Linked DNA regions of Mus musculus: region 2 is linked to region 1. The links are chromatin loops, found by intact Hi-C in ENCODE. Cell type or tissue: left cerebral cortex. All regions are shown on one strand. Each heading gives the region's core, and the rest is flanking DNA. Links, peaks and the distances in the headings are about the cores only.

What was found. A loop is a pair of places that touch in the nucleus more often than their neighbours do. Peaks named below come from ENCODE experiments on the same cell type or tissue, not always from the same donor. Only the 100,000 strongest peaks of a DNase experiment are listed, where the experiment ranks them.
Region 2: it touches region 1 in a loop (2.2-fold over the local background); 4 of 42 quality-filtered maps call a loop at or near these places.

What each region holds. Positions count from the first base shown.
Region 1 is chr7:65,730,799-65,739,131 of GRCm38, reverse strand. No RefSeq gene overlaps it. Among named protein-coding and RNA genes, the nearest start is that of Gm33234, 42 kb to the right of the region's middle. In left cerebral cortex, for the core only: a CTCF peak has its summit at 4,920; a DNase peak (open chromatin) is centred at 4,909.
Region 2 is chr7:66,036,299-66,044,631 of GRCm38, reverse strand. It overlaps Pcsk6 (proprotein convertase subtilisin/kexin type 6), which reads right to left. Exons shown (of 22, transcript NM_011048.1): 19 at 5,548-5,651; 20 at 988-1,117. Among named protein-coding and RNA genes, the nearest start is that of Snrpa1, 20 kb to the left of the region's middle. In left cerebral cortex, for the core only: no CTCF peak of the experiment used is centred there; a DNase peak (open chromatin) is centred at 4,673.

The DNA.
Region 1 (8,333 bases), core at 151-8,150:
GTGAGAGGGCAGCTTTTGAAACTCAATTCCCATCCTCTCTCATGTGTGTCCCAGGCATGGAACTCATGTTCTCAGGCTTATCAAACAAGTGTCTTTACCTACTCGGCCATCTTGGCCACTCAAAGCTGCAACTTTTGACAATGAAAAATAGAGCTAGGAGAAATTCGGCTCTAAACAGCCTTGGAGAGAGGGAGGTAGGTAAGTGGTTTCCCTCCTATAGCCCGAGAGAGTGACCCTCCTAAAACCTTGACAGCTGGAGCCAAAGTGCTTTGACATTTCTGACACCCAAGCTTCAAGAGGAATCTCTGTGTGTTACTCTAAGCCATGAGTTCATGATGGTTTGTGGATGAGGCTTCCCGTTGTTTCTGGGTGGCTGAGGGAAGAGTCAGTTATGCAGATGTGAGGACATCTGGTGGAATCTGCTGGGCCATCAGGCTGAGAACACCATCCATCCACAACCTTGCTTGTACTTGGTAAGTACTGTATTCATCCCTCTCTGCTCAGACCCTGGTCCCAGCCTACCAGGAAGCCTGCCTGGTGCCTCAGGTCCCACCAGTTGCAGGCACCTTTGCAAGCTTCCCCTTCAGCATCTGCAGACCCAGAACTTCAATTGCTAATCACCTACTCCCAGGCTGCCCACTTTGGTCTCAGCTATGTGGATCCCTTCTGGACCATTCTGTAGCTGGCTATCACTCTGTCCAATGAAGTCTGTATCCATGACAGCATTTTACATACGTGGGTAGCTCTCCTAAGTCTCCCCAATAGATTGTACTTTTATTGTGGTTAATAATTCTATATTAAGTTCCCCTGAGTGATGTTTGTCTCCTGGTCAGATTTAGCCTACTTTGTATGATTCCATGATGAACTTTTAAATTAAATCTGCGTTATTTTCTTATCACAGTCTAGAAAAATCAACAAAACAACATCTAAGCCCTCACTTGTAATGTTGGCCAATATCCCTTCTACTTCCAATTTCCAGCTGTCAACACATCACAGAACATGGATTTAGGAAGAGAGAGATGTCTTGTGGCTACCATTATCTACAGTTTCTATTGATATAACACACAGATACAAGCCCTAAGCATAAATAATTTGGTAAAATTAATTAGGAAGTGTTGGTTCTCATATAGCATACTTAATTGCAAGTTCAAATAATTAATGGTTAACATGCCTGTGTTTAACAACTGGTTCGCAAAAATTCCAGATCACTTAAAAGTTGGCTTTTCTTGAGTACTACAAACCAGCTGCTGGCCAGCCCTGGGACAGAGGCCTTGGGCAACATGCCAAAGGTGCTGAGTACACTTTCTGTCAGGGCTGGCCTCTTCAGGGAGCAAAGGCGGTCTTTTGATGGCCTGCTGGGGTGAACCTGGGTCAGGAGGAGCCTTCACTGACCACATTTGTCGCTCCTGTCTTCCACTGTGACCTTATCTGCCCTCCATCGTGCCTGGTAACACGTGCACTTCTGGACAGCAGCGTCAGTTACCAGGCCCCATGCTTCTTAGAGCAACGAGTGTCTTGGTAGACACTGTTCCCAAGTATGGCTGAGGTGACTGGGATCAGGCAACCATACCTAGGTGTGCAAGCTTCAAAACTCACCTCACTACTCGCTAGCCAAGGGACTCAGAGCCAATCATCCACCGCCCACACATGCCCAATGAATCATGGTTCCAATGAGGGTGGAACAAGGTCATGGAAGCAAGGACAGGGCCCTCTAACTGAAGCAGCCGTGCTGGAGCCAGCGGCATACTCCCTGGGAACCAGCAGCGGGTCCAGATCACAGAATGCTATCAGATAGCCCAGCCTTCCCCCTACAGAAAACAAAACCCAGGCAAGCCACCTGACCTTTCTCTTGCATGTTTCCCAGGGATCAAAGAGCCTCTAACATTAACCCCAGAGGAGCTATTCCCAAATAGAGATAAAAATATTCCCTGTGCCCACTCCTGAAATTTTCTAAGGTATCCTCTGCGAGGGAGTGATCAGTGCCACCAAGGGGCCAGCTGGCTGGAAACAGAGTGGGGAAGCCTGGGTCGAGGTTCCCAGTCTGCTGCCTGCCTGGGGCCTGTGCTGTCCAGGGAATGAAGCTGCACCAAGACTCACAAGCATCATCCAGGCTGCAGCTTGGGTGTGGTCAGTGTGAAGGTAGCCTTAGCCTGGTTCTTCCTCGGCAAGACACTAGGAAGATGGTCCATGAAAGTGATCCCCGAGCATACATGTGAGGCTAACTCAGAGAGATATGGACAGAGACCCTAGAAAGTTATGGCCAGTGCCCCCACCCTCACCCCTGACTCGCTGCCAAGGGGATTCCCATCTTCCACCTAGGACCGTGCTCTCCTGCTCCCTCCAGCCTGGAGCTGGGGCCCATCCTGGGTCCAGTAGTCCAGGCCTTAGCAAACACCACATTGTGGTGCGGGTCCTCAAAGGATCAAGATTTTCCTCTGGTAAATCCAAAGGGGATGTTCTCAGAAGAGACGACCCCAACCCCAGATGGAGATGCCAGCACTGGACCTGCCCTCCCCACCCTGCCTGCTGCCTGTCTCCTGGCTTCATCCAGAATATCAAACAGCAAGTCTGGCTTAGCGGACCTGCAGGAATGGCCAGATTGTGGGATCTTGCTGTCCAGGAAGACTCCTGTCTAGTCAGTCCTTCCTCGTCTCACCTTTTCCCTTATCCCAAGTGTGGCCAAGCCACCAATTCACAGACATGTTAGCCAATGTGCCTTTTCTTCTTGGTCTTGTTAGTGAAAGGTGGATGACAGGTTAAAAGCAAGGTTCCAGCCACCAGAAACGATGGATAGAAAAACACCAACACACTCTGATATACAGACCTGCAGGAATGTGCAGGTGTACACGTGAGCATATAGTTACCCGCCCACAGTTACAGACATTCACACATGTACGTGTGTCAATGTACATTGTGTATGCATACACTGACTGTTGTCCCTCAGTACCTTCTGAGACTGGTTCTAGGATCCCAATCCTTGCAGTGTTCAAGTGTGGCACGTAAAACAATTGTAGTGTTTACATGTAACCTTTGCACGGACCAATACACAGAGTGAATGCCATCTGAAGAGCTGGTTCTTCCAAGGCTGTATATTTAGAGAATAATGAAGAAAAAAACATCTGTACAAGACCAGGCAGTGGTGGCACATGCCTTTAATCTCAGCACTTGGGAGGCAGGGACAGGTGGACTTCTGTGAGTTCAGGACAGCCAGAGCTCATAATAGAGAGACCACGTCTCCAAACCAAACCAAGCACCTGTACACTCACATGTATTTTCAATCTATGATTGCTTGAATCCATGATCACAATATTTGGGTGCAGGGGGGTGGGAGGGAGGGAGGGAGGGAGGGAGAGAGAGAGAGAGAGAGAACGAGCCATTAATGTACAGGGCTTAACAAGGCTCAAATAGACAGACACCTAAACCAAGCACCAGGTATGGCCTTCACAGAACATTCCTTCCAGACAAGGATTCCAGAGAGGTGCCTGGGCATATCACTTTCATCCAGACCAGGAGGTGAGTGTCCCTGGTTTTCAGGCTCCTGGTGGCAGAGAGTAAAGAGGCCTCTGCTCTTTCCCTTGCTATTCTCTTCCTGCTGTGATATTACTCATGCCTGTGGTTTTAAGTACCATGAGAGATGTCAAGGACTCTTGTCTTGTTCCTTTGGTCTGACTGCCCCTGGGCTCCAGAACCCAGAGATACTGTCACCCTTTGACATCTTCCTCAGACTGCCTACGATGCGTCCATCATCTTCCTGGTGCCCAGCCAGAGCCCTGAGTACTTCTGGGACCATCGTTTTCCCCCATGGCCATCCTTCACCTAACATTCTCATGTTTCATTCCCTAGTATTACTTGGGTCCACTGTGGCTCAGCATCACCATCACCACCCTGAATGGTACCCATCTTCACTCTCCAATCAGTGTGGCCAGACTGGTCTTTGCAGGACTCAACTCTCATCCCACCCCTGTCTTAGTTCTAAGTTTAGTAACAGCTCTTCCGTGCTTTGAAACTATTCTTGTTCCATTCTGCTGATGTAATAAAAATTAAAACAAAGCAAAACAAAACAAAAGAAAAGCACAAAAAACATTTGGGCCAAAAGCAACTTGGGTGAGGAAAAGATTTATCTCTGTTCATGGGTTTACTGTCCATCACTGAGAGAATCAGGTCAGGAACTTGAAGCAGAAACCATGGAGGAAAGTTGTTTGCTAGCTAGCTTATACATGCTTAGCTAGCTTTCTTATACATCCCAGAAACATTGCCTAGGGAATGGTACTACCCACAGAGGGCATGAACATGAATACACACACACACACACACACACACACACACACGCAGAGAGAGAGAGAGAGAGAGAGAGAGAGAGAGAGAGAGAGAGAGAGAGAGAGATGCCCACTAGCCTAATTGATCTAGGTAATCCCTCAGTGGCCACTTTCTTTTCAGGTGACCCCCGGCCATGTCAAATTGACAGTAAAAGCAAACTGCAGCACTTTCTCCTATGCTAGAGCTTCTCTGAAGACTCAGCCCAAAGCCTCCCACGTGCTAGGCTGGCACTCTACCATTGAGCTACATCCCAAGCCTTCTCTTTGCTTGTTTTTGTATTCAGAGTGCCCAGCACATTGGCCTGCGTGATGTAGATGCTTGAGATGCATTTGATAAGGAGGGCAGAGGGAGGAAGTGGGGGAGGAGAAGAGAGGGAGAAAGGGAGGAAGGAAATGGAAGTGGGCAGGGCCCTATCTGTCTGACCAAGTCTCCAAGCTCCCATCTGGTCCTGCCTGGAACTTTACTCTGACTTTTTAAAGTTGAACACAAGTACTGGTCTCAATATGGTCCCTAGGGTTCTCAGGTGTCTAAATCCCATAGGACATGTCCATGTGCTAGGCTGGGGCTAAGCATGTTTCCCAGGTCTAGTGGAGCCTCCCTGTGGATGTCAGTGCTACACACATCTCTACCCAAGAAGTTTCGGACTCCTTCAAGATTTCCCCAGTGGCCAATAAGTAGGTTGAGAATCGGTCCAGACAAGTGTGAAGTGTGTCCAGAGCAAGTCCTGGCTTTATGAGTGTGTGTGCATAATGTGTGTGTGTGTGTGTGTGTGTGTGTGTTTGAGTGTGCATACATGTGTGCTTGCGTGTTCATATGGGTACATATGTTTATCCAGCAGTTTCTAACTCTTTCCACCTTTCTCCACTGGCCAATAAGTAGAGAACCTTGACAGGTATGCTAAGTGCTGGTGATGACTCTCTCTCTCTCTCTCTCTCTCTCTCTCTCTCTCTCTGTATGAGTGTGTGTGTTGCTTGCTTGTATGTGAGTGCCTGTTCATGTGTGTGACTATAGGCATGCATGTGGACCAAGGCATGCAAATGGAAGTCAGAGGACAACCTCCGTTGTTTACACTGTCTGATGCAGAGTCCCTCTATTCATTTGCCACTGAGAATAAGCTAGCTTGGCCTGTAAGTCTCTTGGAATTCTCCGGTCTCCATCCCACATCTCACTGAAGAAGTGCCAGGATTACAGGTGTGCACCACAGCATCCTGCTCTATGTGCTTTCAGGGGATCTGAGTTAGGTCCTTCTGCTTGCATGAGCATCCCCACCATCCTGTGCTGGCTTTAAAGAGAAGCCAACCTGCCTCATCCCTGCAGAGCTCTTGCTTAGCACATCCATTGGGGCAGATACACCTGGGCTGCTCTGCATGGCAGGAGTCTGCTGGCTGAATAGTCAAGCACAAGGGCACTGGACAGAAGGGTACAGCACTGACTAAACCTGTCACTCCCACACAAAGGAGCCATCAAAGTATTGGAGCAAGGCTCTGGCTCCATCCAGTAGCTCTAGAAGGGCAGCCCTGGTCACCAGGGAGGAGAAAGACTTCAAAGAGACATTGGAACTCTAGTATAGAGCCTGTGAACAACCAACAGAGCATGTGGCAGTGAGGCACCGTCCACTGCCATTCATCCATAGGCTAGAGTCTCACAGCAGTGCTTGGGGCATCATGATCCTGCAGCAGGTGGGGGGCAAGGGCACTGACCTAGTCTTGGGCACCCCTGCAGGATCCCAGGAATCCCCATGTCTGGGTGCCTGCTACAGGGACCCCGATCTAGAGCACTCAGATCAATCACAACAGACACTCTGCTCCTGACAACCTGTCCCTCTAGCTACCTCTGTCTAGTACAGCACCCAGTCTCTACCCGGCTCCCAGCACAGGACCTTCCTCAATTCCCAGGGCACCGCCTTCCTTCTAAGCTCTTCCCAGTTGTTTAATAGAGTCAGGACTGGTGAGGTTGTGTGTGTTTAACCATGGCTGCAAGAAGAGGCTGAGGTGAAGTCTTACGTATGGGATAACACACATGCTAAATAGCTTTCCACTCTTCTTACTTTGGGGTAGGACTTCATCTGCTACCCCTCAGCACATCCCATGAGTCATTACTGAAGTTTATTGTCATTAGTGTTTCTTTAAGCAGTTCACTCTGGCTACCTCAAGTACAGACTGACCTTGACCGTCCTGATTAAGACCAAATAGTGAAGAACATTTTACTGGGTGGGACTGGAGTGGAACCCACGAAGCCAGGCAGTAGACAAAGGCTGTACCGAGGAGCCCAGACTGATGCTATTAGCATGGTACTAGTTATCAGCAAGTGAGATGGGGAGCTCTGCTCTCTAGCCTGTCATACCTCCAGTCTGCCATACCCATGTCCAAGTGAGTAAGCATAGCATGACCGAAATCACATGCTGTTAGGACGACCCACACCCCCACATCCTATGAAGCTATGTCCCTGTATTTTCAATTGTTGGTTGCTGTGCAGGCAGAGCTAAGTGCTGGCAGCAGGTTTGGTACTGTCCTCTCAATAGCCCATTACAAGACTTCCATATGTAAATGCTTGTTCTCCCTCGTCTGCCCAATCTCAGACGATTCTCTGAGATTATATTAAAAAGCAAGCTGCCCTCGTGAAGGTCACACACAGCCCTTAACACCAAAGGGCAACCCAGAGATGTATCAGGGTTGTCTTCCTGCTGATTGGTCCCAATGAGAACGTGGCTTTTTGCACAATAAAGAGGTGGCAGCTGGAACAGGAAGTACAGGTGAGACTTCCAGGCAGGCAGAGATGCAGGAGAGAGAATCAGGAAACAACAGAAGCCTACACACATTTTCTGTATCCCAGCATATGTAGCAGAAGAAGGCCCAGTCGGCCATCACTGGGAAGAGAGGCCCCTTGGTCTTGCAAACTTTATATGCCTCAGTACAGGGGAACGCCAGGGCCAAGAAGTGGGAGTGGGTGGGTAGGGGAGCGGAGTGGGAGGGGGGAGAGGGTATAGGGGACTTTTGGGATAGCATTTGAAATGTAAATGAAGTAAATACATAATAAAAAATTGGAAGCCGGGCAGTGGTGGCACACGCCTTTAATCCCAGCACTCTGGAGGCAGAGGCAGGCAGATTTCTGAGTTCGAGGCCAGCCTGGTCTACAGAGTGAGTTCCAGGACAGCCAGGGCTATACAGAGAAACCCTGTCTCAAAAAAACAAACAAATAAATAAATAAATAATTGGAAAAAAAAAAGAAACCCACACACTCATTAAAAAGAGTGACTTCCCAGTGAACTGGTGGGAATGGGCTGGGATCAATTACACTCCTGATGTGAGCCCCAGCAAGTGATTCTGGTGCACAACAGCCTGTGACGAGGCCCATGATCCTGCAGCGGCCACCACACTGACCGGGACATAGCTGAGGACCTGCTATGGCTTGACTGTGGTTTGTGGCTCTCTGTCACTGAATGCTCTCCAGTGATAAAAGGCTTAAATACAAACTGCTTACTATTGAGAAGTGACTGGACTTGGGGAGGTAGAAGCCTTTGCACTAAGTCCTGAGCTACCGACTGTGTAGCCTCGGGAAGTCCAACTGACCCAACAATGAGGAGCTGTGACTGAGAAGTCCAAGAGTCTAGTAGTCACTCAGTCCCACAAGGTTAGGCGTTTCCGCTGGTCTTCTGAATAAGCTGGAATCCTGAAGAAGCAGGTTCCAACAGATGTGCTGGCCATCAAGAGCAAGCAGGTAAAAAAAAGTGAGTCTTCCTTCTTCCATTGCTCTTATGTAGGCCTCTAACAGAAAGTATGGCCCAAGGTGTGTATCACCATGTCTGGACTTGGAATTTGCTCTGTCCCAGGCTGGCCTTGAACTCTGATCTGCTTGCCTCTGTCTCCTGAGATTGAGGGTGTGTACTACCTTGCCTGGTTCTAAGCTTTTCATGGCCACTATGCCTCAAGATCTGGATCAAAAGCGTGCATTATCCCATGTCAAGATCCGGGTCAGAACCCTGTGTCTTCCAACCTCAAGATCAAGATCATAGGTGT
Region 2 (8,333 bases), core at 240-8,239, 310 kb before region 1:
TTCTCAAAATAGCCCAGGAGGCAGAGCCCACTGTGGACTTTGTTACTGGGAGTGGGATCTGGGCATGGCTTCCCACCTCTGTTCAGACACAAGTTTCTCAGGGTGGCTTTGCTTTGAGTCTTTTGCAGATAGCAATCCCCTTCTTCCACTTCCCTCAAGGACCACACCTCCACAGCATCAGCACTATGCTTCCACAGCATCAGCACCATACCTCCACAGCATCAGCACTGTCACCTTCAAATGCCTTCCTCTTGCTCATACCACAGGCTGCCTTTCCTGTTCCTGGCCTGTTTGTGATGTCCTGAGTTAGTACAAGGCACAGCCAGCCAGGCATAGAAGAAAGCATGCCTGCTCCTGGAACAGTCCATGTCCCACAGTACAAGGGAGCACCCTTGGGTCCAGGGACACTTGCCAAGTGTATGTGCTCATGGGAGGAATAGACAGAGAACAGAGGGTTAAAACACATGCACACTGTCTATGCCAGGACTGGGTTTGCAATGAGGACATGACCATTTTATCTAAAATATGTAACTTAGAAAAAGCGTTAACTCCCATAAATGTGGTTTCGTTGGCCACCTATAATGTGAAAGCATACAGCACCATGGCTTGAGGCCCAGTGCCCTGTACCATCTGCTGCTGGGGTGGGAGGGCTGTGTGGCAGCACCTTGTGAATTCTGTTTCCTGTCCTAGCCCACTGCTACCCAGGGCCTGCATATGGAAAGTGCTTCACAAATAATTAGACATTAAGAGAGGCTTGAAGGCTGCCAGCTGGCTTGTGACTTTGGCGATCACTAACTATAGACATCCCTTCCTCAGTAAATGGTTTCCTGTCTGCCCTCTGCCCCTACAGCAGCAGTCGACAAGGCCTGTCAATCCCCTAGGCTCCGGGGGCACCGCCACCACACCTGGCCCTCCAGCTGCTCTTTCTACAGTGCCCAGATAACCACCATTCTGCATCAGCCTGGGCTACAGCCCAGAAGACCATACCTTCGACACACTTTGTGGGGTAAGCCAGGCATCTCCTCCGGGTAGAAGCCCTCACCGCAGGCCGGCACACATTTCCAGTCTTGGAAGTGGAAGCTTTTTGCACAGTGAATACACTCTTCTCTGCTGGGCCCTGACAGGTGCAGGAGAAGAAGCAGATGTCATGAACATGTCTGGTGTTCTAGAATATCTGTGGGAACACTTTGATGTCCCTAGGCTGCCCACACAGCTTCCTAGGAGCTCAGTGAGGGCTGGGTATGTGACTTCTGGGGGTAGTTCACCCTCCCCACTTCACAGATGGGAACATCAGAGGCCTAAGCTTAGCCCAGTGGGAAGCACTGCTAGGGCCTTGGTGACTGACTTCAATTGCATGCATTTCCTTTACCATCAGTTTTAGGATAAAATCATTCAGTAGCCACTCAGTGGCCAGGCTGAGTTGTGCTGTGAGGGTAGAACACAAACATATGAATGCTGATGTGATGGGGTCTGAGATTCACTGGGCTAAACTGGGCGTGGTCCCTGTGCTGTCTGAATGAAAACAGCCCCTATAGACTCATAGAGGGTGGTATTACTGAGGAATCGCTTTGTTGTAGTAGATGTGGCTGTGGTGGAGGAAGTATGTCACCAAGGAACAGGCCTAGTGGCATACTGTCTTTCCCTGCTACCTACAGGTACAGGTGTAGAGCTCTCAGCTACCTCTCCAGCACCATGTCTCCCTACATGCTACCATGTTTCCCACCATGATGACTCTGGACTGTAAGCCAGCTCCAATTCAATGTTGTCCTTTATAAGAATTGCTGTGGTGTCTCTTCACAGCAATAGAAACCCTAAGTACCCAAATTATCTCCACATGGTTCTCACTTTTTTCTTGTGCATGAAGGCATATGTACCTGTGTGTGTGTATGTGTGTGTGTGTGTGTGTGTGTGTGTGTGTGTAGCTTGGAAGGCAACACCAGATAAACTGTCAGGAAAACTGCCTATCACTTTTGAGATAAGAACTCCTTTTGGCTTGGAGCTCACTATTAGGATAGACTGACTGGCTAGTGAGCCCCAGGGCTCTGTTTTGAGGCTTCTGTAATTGACAAGAATATCTTATGGTGTAGTTGTGTGGCCAACCTACCCCTCAAACTGGGATTCTCTAATTAGTTTGTTTGTTTGAGACAAGTTGTGTGTGTGTCTACCCCTGGCTGTCCTGGAACTCACTCTTCAGACCAACTTCTGGCTTTGAACTCAGAGATGCACCTGCCTCTGCCTCCCAAGTGCTGGGATCAAAGTTGTGCTCCACACCGCCCGGCTTTGAGGCACTGGGTTTAGTCCCTAGCACCAGAAAATAAGAAATTAGAAAACGGTGTTGGCTGCAGGATCAGTTGGAAAAATGCTAGAACTCTGGAGGTGAATGATGGCCATGGTCATGGCCATGACAAGCCCATGTGAATATGCTTAAAGCCACTGATCTGTGCATCTGAAAATGGCCATGCTGGGATGGCAGGCACAGCAAGGGTGTGAACAATCGCATCTGAACAGTCCCAGAGGGCAAGTTCTCCTGATGTGCCTGTGATGTCCTGACTGTCAGCTTGAGTGTATTTAGAACCACCTGGAGACACACCTCTGGCTTGTCTATGAGGACATTTCCAGTGAAGTCTAACTGCCCTCGATGTGGGTGGCACCACCCCATGCATTGAGGCACTGGACTGAATAAAAAGGGGGGAAGCAGGAGGCCAGCTAAGCCCCAGCATGCATCTCTCTTTCCTAGCTGGGCATGCAGCGTGGCCAGCTGGTGCATACTCTTTCTACTACTGCTAGAGCCTTTCATGCTATCGTGCCTTCCCTATCACAACGGAGGGCATCCACAAACCACGAGCCAACACAAATCCATCAAAAAGTTGCTTTTGCCAAGTATGTTGCTAATGAAAGACACCAATGCCAACTATAGCAAGAATAGGACAACCACAGTATCCAATATGCAGTCATGTTTCCGAATAGTTAGAAGGGAAGACCTTGAGGGTTCCCAACACATAGAAATAAATATTTGGGGAGATGGAAACACTCATGACCTTGACTTAGCCATCACACATTGAATGCAGGCACTGAAAGAGATCATGGAACCTCAAAAATCAGTACCGATGTGTCAACTAGATTTTTTTGAGTGGTTGAGATTGTAAACTTTACGTTACATATATCTTAACAACAAAACATGCTGGTGAGCACATTTGCTATGAAACTACTCTCATAACTACTAATGAATGTCATACTCAAAACCTCTCAAGGATTCCATTCGGTCTCTAGAGGCCTGTGGGCACCAGCAGTAAGAGCCCCCACAGTGCTAATGAAAACGGCACAATGGGCTATGCTTATGCTAAGCCACCATGCTATGTCTAGTACAAATAGAGATACAGACCTTTGTGTAGAGGCAAGAAAACCATGCTGTGAGAAGCGCTAAGGTTTCTTTGGAAACCTCTCTGGAACTGTTGTGGTATTTCTTTCTCTTGCTGTTTCTTGTTGGGTTTTCCCAGGCACAGGCCAGGGTCAACCCTCCCAAGGGCCTAGGGAACTGCCCCATGATCTAGCGAGCATGTACACATGTCCACTGGCTGCCACTTGCCCTGGGTGGATAGGTGCAAAGCAGCACTTCCCTCTCCCATGGGTCAGCCCATCAACACCGAGCCAAAATTCACAACCTCAATGCCAGGATGCTCTGGGCACCAGCCCTGGAGGTAGTCAGGAGAGCCTCAGTCCCAGGGTACTTGGACCACAGCAGGCTAGCCACCATGCTGAACTAAAGATGGCATCAGGCACAGGTGCTTCAAGGGAGATAACACGTGACATGGAGCAAGGAGCTCCCGATGACTGTGAGTGGGGAGGAGAAGGCTCTGGGACCCATCACTGCCTCGAGTTAAGTGTGTTTTAGACAAGTTAAAAAGAGCCCCCATGGGGAGACATGGAGAATTCCTCTCCTCTAAGAGCTCTGCAGCTGCCTGATATTGAAAGAAATGCTTCAAGGGAGGGAGGAGACGCGGGACTGAGATAAGAAAACTTATGAGTGATCCAATGCCACTGCCTGCTAGGCAGTCTGGGGACCTCGAGAAAGACAGGCGAATTGAATTATTGAAGTCAAAAGAGTTAAAGGACCATAGCCCTCAGTGCTATGGATTCAAGTGACTCTGACATTTAAACAGGTAGCACTGGAGACACTTCTTAAACCAGGACTAAAATCCAGACATAAAAACCAGCAAGGGCAACTCTCTGAGGAAAGCTGGCGTCTACCCATGGAAAAGCCTCTTGCTAAGGTTAAGCCTAGATCCTTCTGGGGTTGTCTGAGGATGGGGTGGAGGGAGGCATGCACAGTGGGCTAGGGTCAGCACCACCCGTGGCTTGTGGATGCTGGGATCTCTGGCACGTCCACTTGGATAGTACAGCTGATAGCAGTATGAGGCCCCCACGGGACCACACGGAAGACGACGGTACCCGCCTTCTGGCCTTTTTAATAAATGGTTTTGTGGCAAACGAGATTTAGCTGAGACCTAATTCTTATATTGTCACTGCAGCAAAAACTCCATCTAACGTGAGTTTCTTAGAAGGCACCAAAGTGCTGGGGGCGGGAAGAAAACGGAGGAGAATGCTTCACCTGGAACGGATCTGAGCACATAACTCACCACGCATGCGGAGGACTGCAAAATGAAACCCAATAAAATGAATGAAATCCCCGCTACACTCTGCATAAAACCTGTGCCCGGAGACATCGGTGCTATAATCTCGATGGGAAACGATAATGCATGTAAAATTGTTTATGGCAGTCTTTCCCTCTCTGACTAAAACGTTCAGAATAAGTGGAGAGGGTTACAGAGAACTGAAGTTCTGCTTTATCACTCGGCGCTGGCGCCCGGCTCAGGCCCCACACCTCTCAGAGGCCTCTCAGTCTTTATGGTGCTGCGTTTTAGTTAATTCTGCAGCAAGACTAGAGTTTTAAAGCCAGCCAGCTTACGAGCTGCTGAACCTCCTCTCTCTTGTGTAGAAGCGCTCGTGGCTTTTGCTCTGCATTCGGAACCAAAGGACGGCTATGGGTTTAAAGCTGGGAAATCCAGGGCCACTTGCTCAGAGTGGGTCTCTCTCTGCGGTTTGGATTGTGGTTTTGTTTTTAATTTAAAAAACTGTTGGTATCTGATACATAGCAAACTGTACCGGATCAAACATCTTCAAGTGTGTAGTCGGGTGGCATTACTGAGTTCACACCAGTGGGCAGTCATTACTACCCTCTGTCTCATTTCCCCTAACTTGCACTTCTGTGCTCATTAAACAGCAGCTCCGCATTCTCCCACTCCAGCCTTGGGAGTCTAGGAGGACCTTTGTGGTTTTACAGTCTTATTTCCCCCAGAGGTCCTACACAGGAGGCAAATGCTCTACCCGTGAATTACACTTTAAGCCCCTTGCCTTTAAATTTTACTCTGTAATAAATCCAGGAACCCACAAAGTTACAGAACTTCCTGAATTTCAAGGTAGCTGGCCTGTTCACCTCCGGGAGCAAGCATACAAATGTCCAATGAGACCAAAGCCTTGGCAGCTTACCCACACAGGTCCGGCAGGTGTGATGGCATTCCCCACATTTGACGAGCTCTGAATCGAAGTAGGTACCCGGTTCACAGTCCGGAATGCAGCTGCCCCGTGCCAGGCTGGTAAGAAGAAAAGTAGGCCAGTTTCCATGTCTGTCCCGAAATTCTAATTAAATTAGAATCTGTCCTCAAACGCTTTTCACAGGAGGAAATGAAAGTCATCAGAGCGCAGCGCCTTGTGTCACCGATAGTTCCCAGCTAATGAAAGCTGGCAAAGCCATCCTGAAGCCAGCTGGAGGTTCTGAGGCCTCCAGCCTGCTGCAAGAGGTCAGAGCTTCCAGCTTTCTCCTGTGCTAGGATGGCTTATCTCTGTAGCTTTTCCTGAGACCTGAGTCAGAAATTATCTCTGTAGCTTTTTCTGAGACCTGAATCAGAAATCTCCCATTTCCCTGGAAATCTGGAGCACTGAGCAGTTGCCACTGCGGCAAGCTAGTTCCAGCTTACTGGTTTGAGTCCCCAGAGGATGTGTGTGTGTGTGTGTGTGTGTGTGTGTGTTGACCTTTAGTTCTGGATCTGCTCTGGTTTCTTCCTTACTCTCCTGTTTTACATGAACTTGAAACAAGAGCCTCTGGCATCTGGCAGCCTGCCACATCTGGCTTCTGCCTTCCTTTCTTACCCTATCAGTGCCTGTATACCTGTTCATTAGCTAGGCAGCCCGGCAAAGCATCATGGACACAGACCACTGATACAGGACCTGGCTCCACCACCAGCTACCCCAGGCGAGCCAGCAAGGCCCATTTCCTCCTAGGAGTTGGTTCCTATGGCATAAAGCTGCTTGGCAGATTCACTGAACAAATACATATAACTGTCAGTGTCTGGCACACGGCAGTGTAAAGAAGTGTCACCTACTATGCTGTCTTTGGTTCCTGGGATTGCACTGTGTACGATACACAGTTGTAAATGGGGTTGCCGATAAACAGATTGAGCCGAGGCTCTAGAGTGCACCTGTCAGCTCCAGCATGTCCTGCTGTGATGTGATTTATAATTAGAAATATATATTTAGTCTCATCCTGGCACACAACTCCAAAACTCTTTAGAATCAATAAGTGTCATTTTGCATGCTAGTGAGATAACTGGTGCTGGGGGCTCTTCTGTGGCTTCATGGTGGGGGAAACTGGTTGCCAGGTAGACAAACCATTGATCAGAGTAGGAACTTCCAGTCTCACCACCCCAACCTCAGAGGAGGTGAAAGAAACTGAAGGTGCAATTAGTCACCAATGGCCAATAACATTAACATTAACTCCATAATGGAGTCTCCATGGCAACTCCAAGAAACATGATTTGGAGTTTCCAAGTTGATAAACAAGAACATATACTTAACTCAGGAGGCTGAGTCAGGGGTACTGCCATGAGTTCAAGGACCATTTTGAACACAAAGAACACATCCATTCACCTGCTGGGAGGGTGTTGCACCCAACTCCACAGGAATGGGAGGTCCTTGACCCTGCCAGTGTTGCTCTATGTGTAATACCACTTCATCTGCCTCCTTTTTAACACCTGTGGAATACATGGCTAAAGTAAGGAAACGCCACCCGGTTCTGGGAGCAGGTGTAGTAGCAAAGCAATCAGACCCAAGGAGAGGCCGAGGGAACTCCGACAGCCAGCTGGAAGCCAGGATGGTTCACCCTGGGGTCTGGGTCTAGCCTCAGAAGCAGGATCGGCATCGAGCACTGAGTTCTCAACTTGTGGGCTCTGGTGCCAGGTGTGGGTGGATAGGTGTGAGAATTAAGTAAGGTTTGTGGGGTAGCCAGTGGCTATCATCCACCCATTCATGTTTTGATGTCCAGAACATAAGTGTTCTGTACTACATAAATAGAGTAGGAAACCCCCACCCCCACTCCCACGTGTTGCACCTCCATCTAGTGGGGTGGTGCCCACAGGGTTGCGAGCTCCTCACCACAGATGGCAGATGCTCGCCTGGGCCTTTTCCTCACAGTGATGCCAGGGCCATCATGCAGGACAGTTAAATCATGTTTGTAATAACTTCCCTGTGAACCCCTCCAGTGTTTATCCCCCTAAAGAGATGGATGGCCGGGAGGCGGCGGCTAGGCTGTTCTCTCACAGCTGTGACGTGACAGCAATGATTTGAAGTCACAGCTGAGGAGGATATTGGGCAATAAAAGGAAGCTTTCTGTGGATTATGGCTGGCCATGTTTCCCTGCTTTGTTTGTGCTCCTCCGTGAAAGCATATTACTGCAGCCATCATTCCTGCAGAGTGACTGCTGCCTGAGAGGCTCTTCCTCCCCTGCATCCGCACCCGACTTTGCTCTTCCCCACAGGACACAGAGATAGGTCCTCTGGGAAATAGGTTTCAGGGAGTTGGATCCACAGTCTTCTATCCTTTGTACCTTATGCTAGCAGCCCAGGGTTTGAGGGCCCACACCAGTGCTAGAGGAGCCCAGGATATTAAAGCCGGCTCCTCTCAGCCCCCAGCCATGGCCTCTAGTAAAATGTCTCCTTTCTCTCAGCTATATTCCCTTCTGGGGGGATATCTTCCTGGAGCCGTGGATCCTGGACCCTTTGCTCCTAATCTTGCTCTGTCTAGCTAACAGGTTTAAAGGAGCAGCAAGTACGATGTGACAAGTTGGAAGGTCTTGCTTTCCCTTCCTGTCCCCCAGACTCTGATGTGAAAGGGCAGGATGCAGGCAATGTCACCAAGGCAGTCACATGGAGCCTTCTGGGACATTCATTGATCTCCCCTGCATGAAAACCGTGTGTAACACCAATGACTTCATAAGTTGC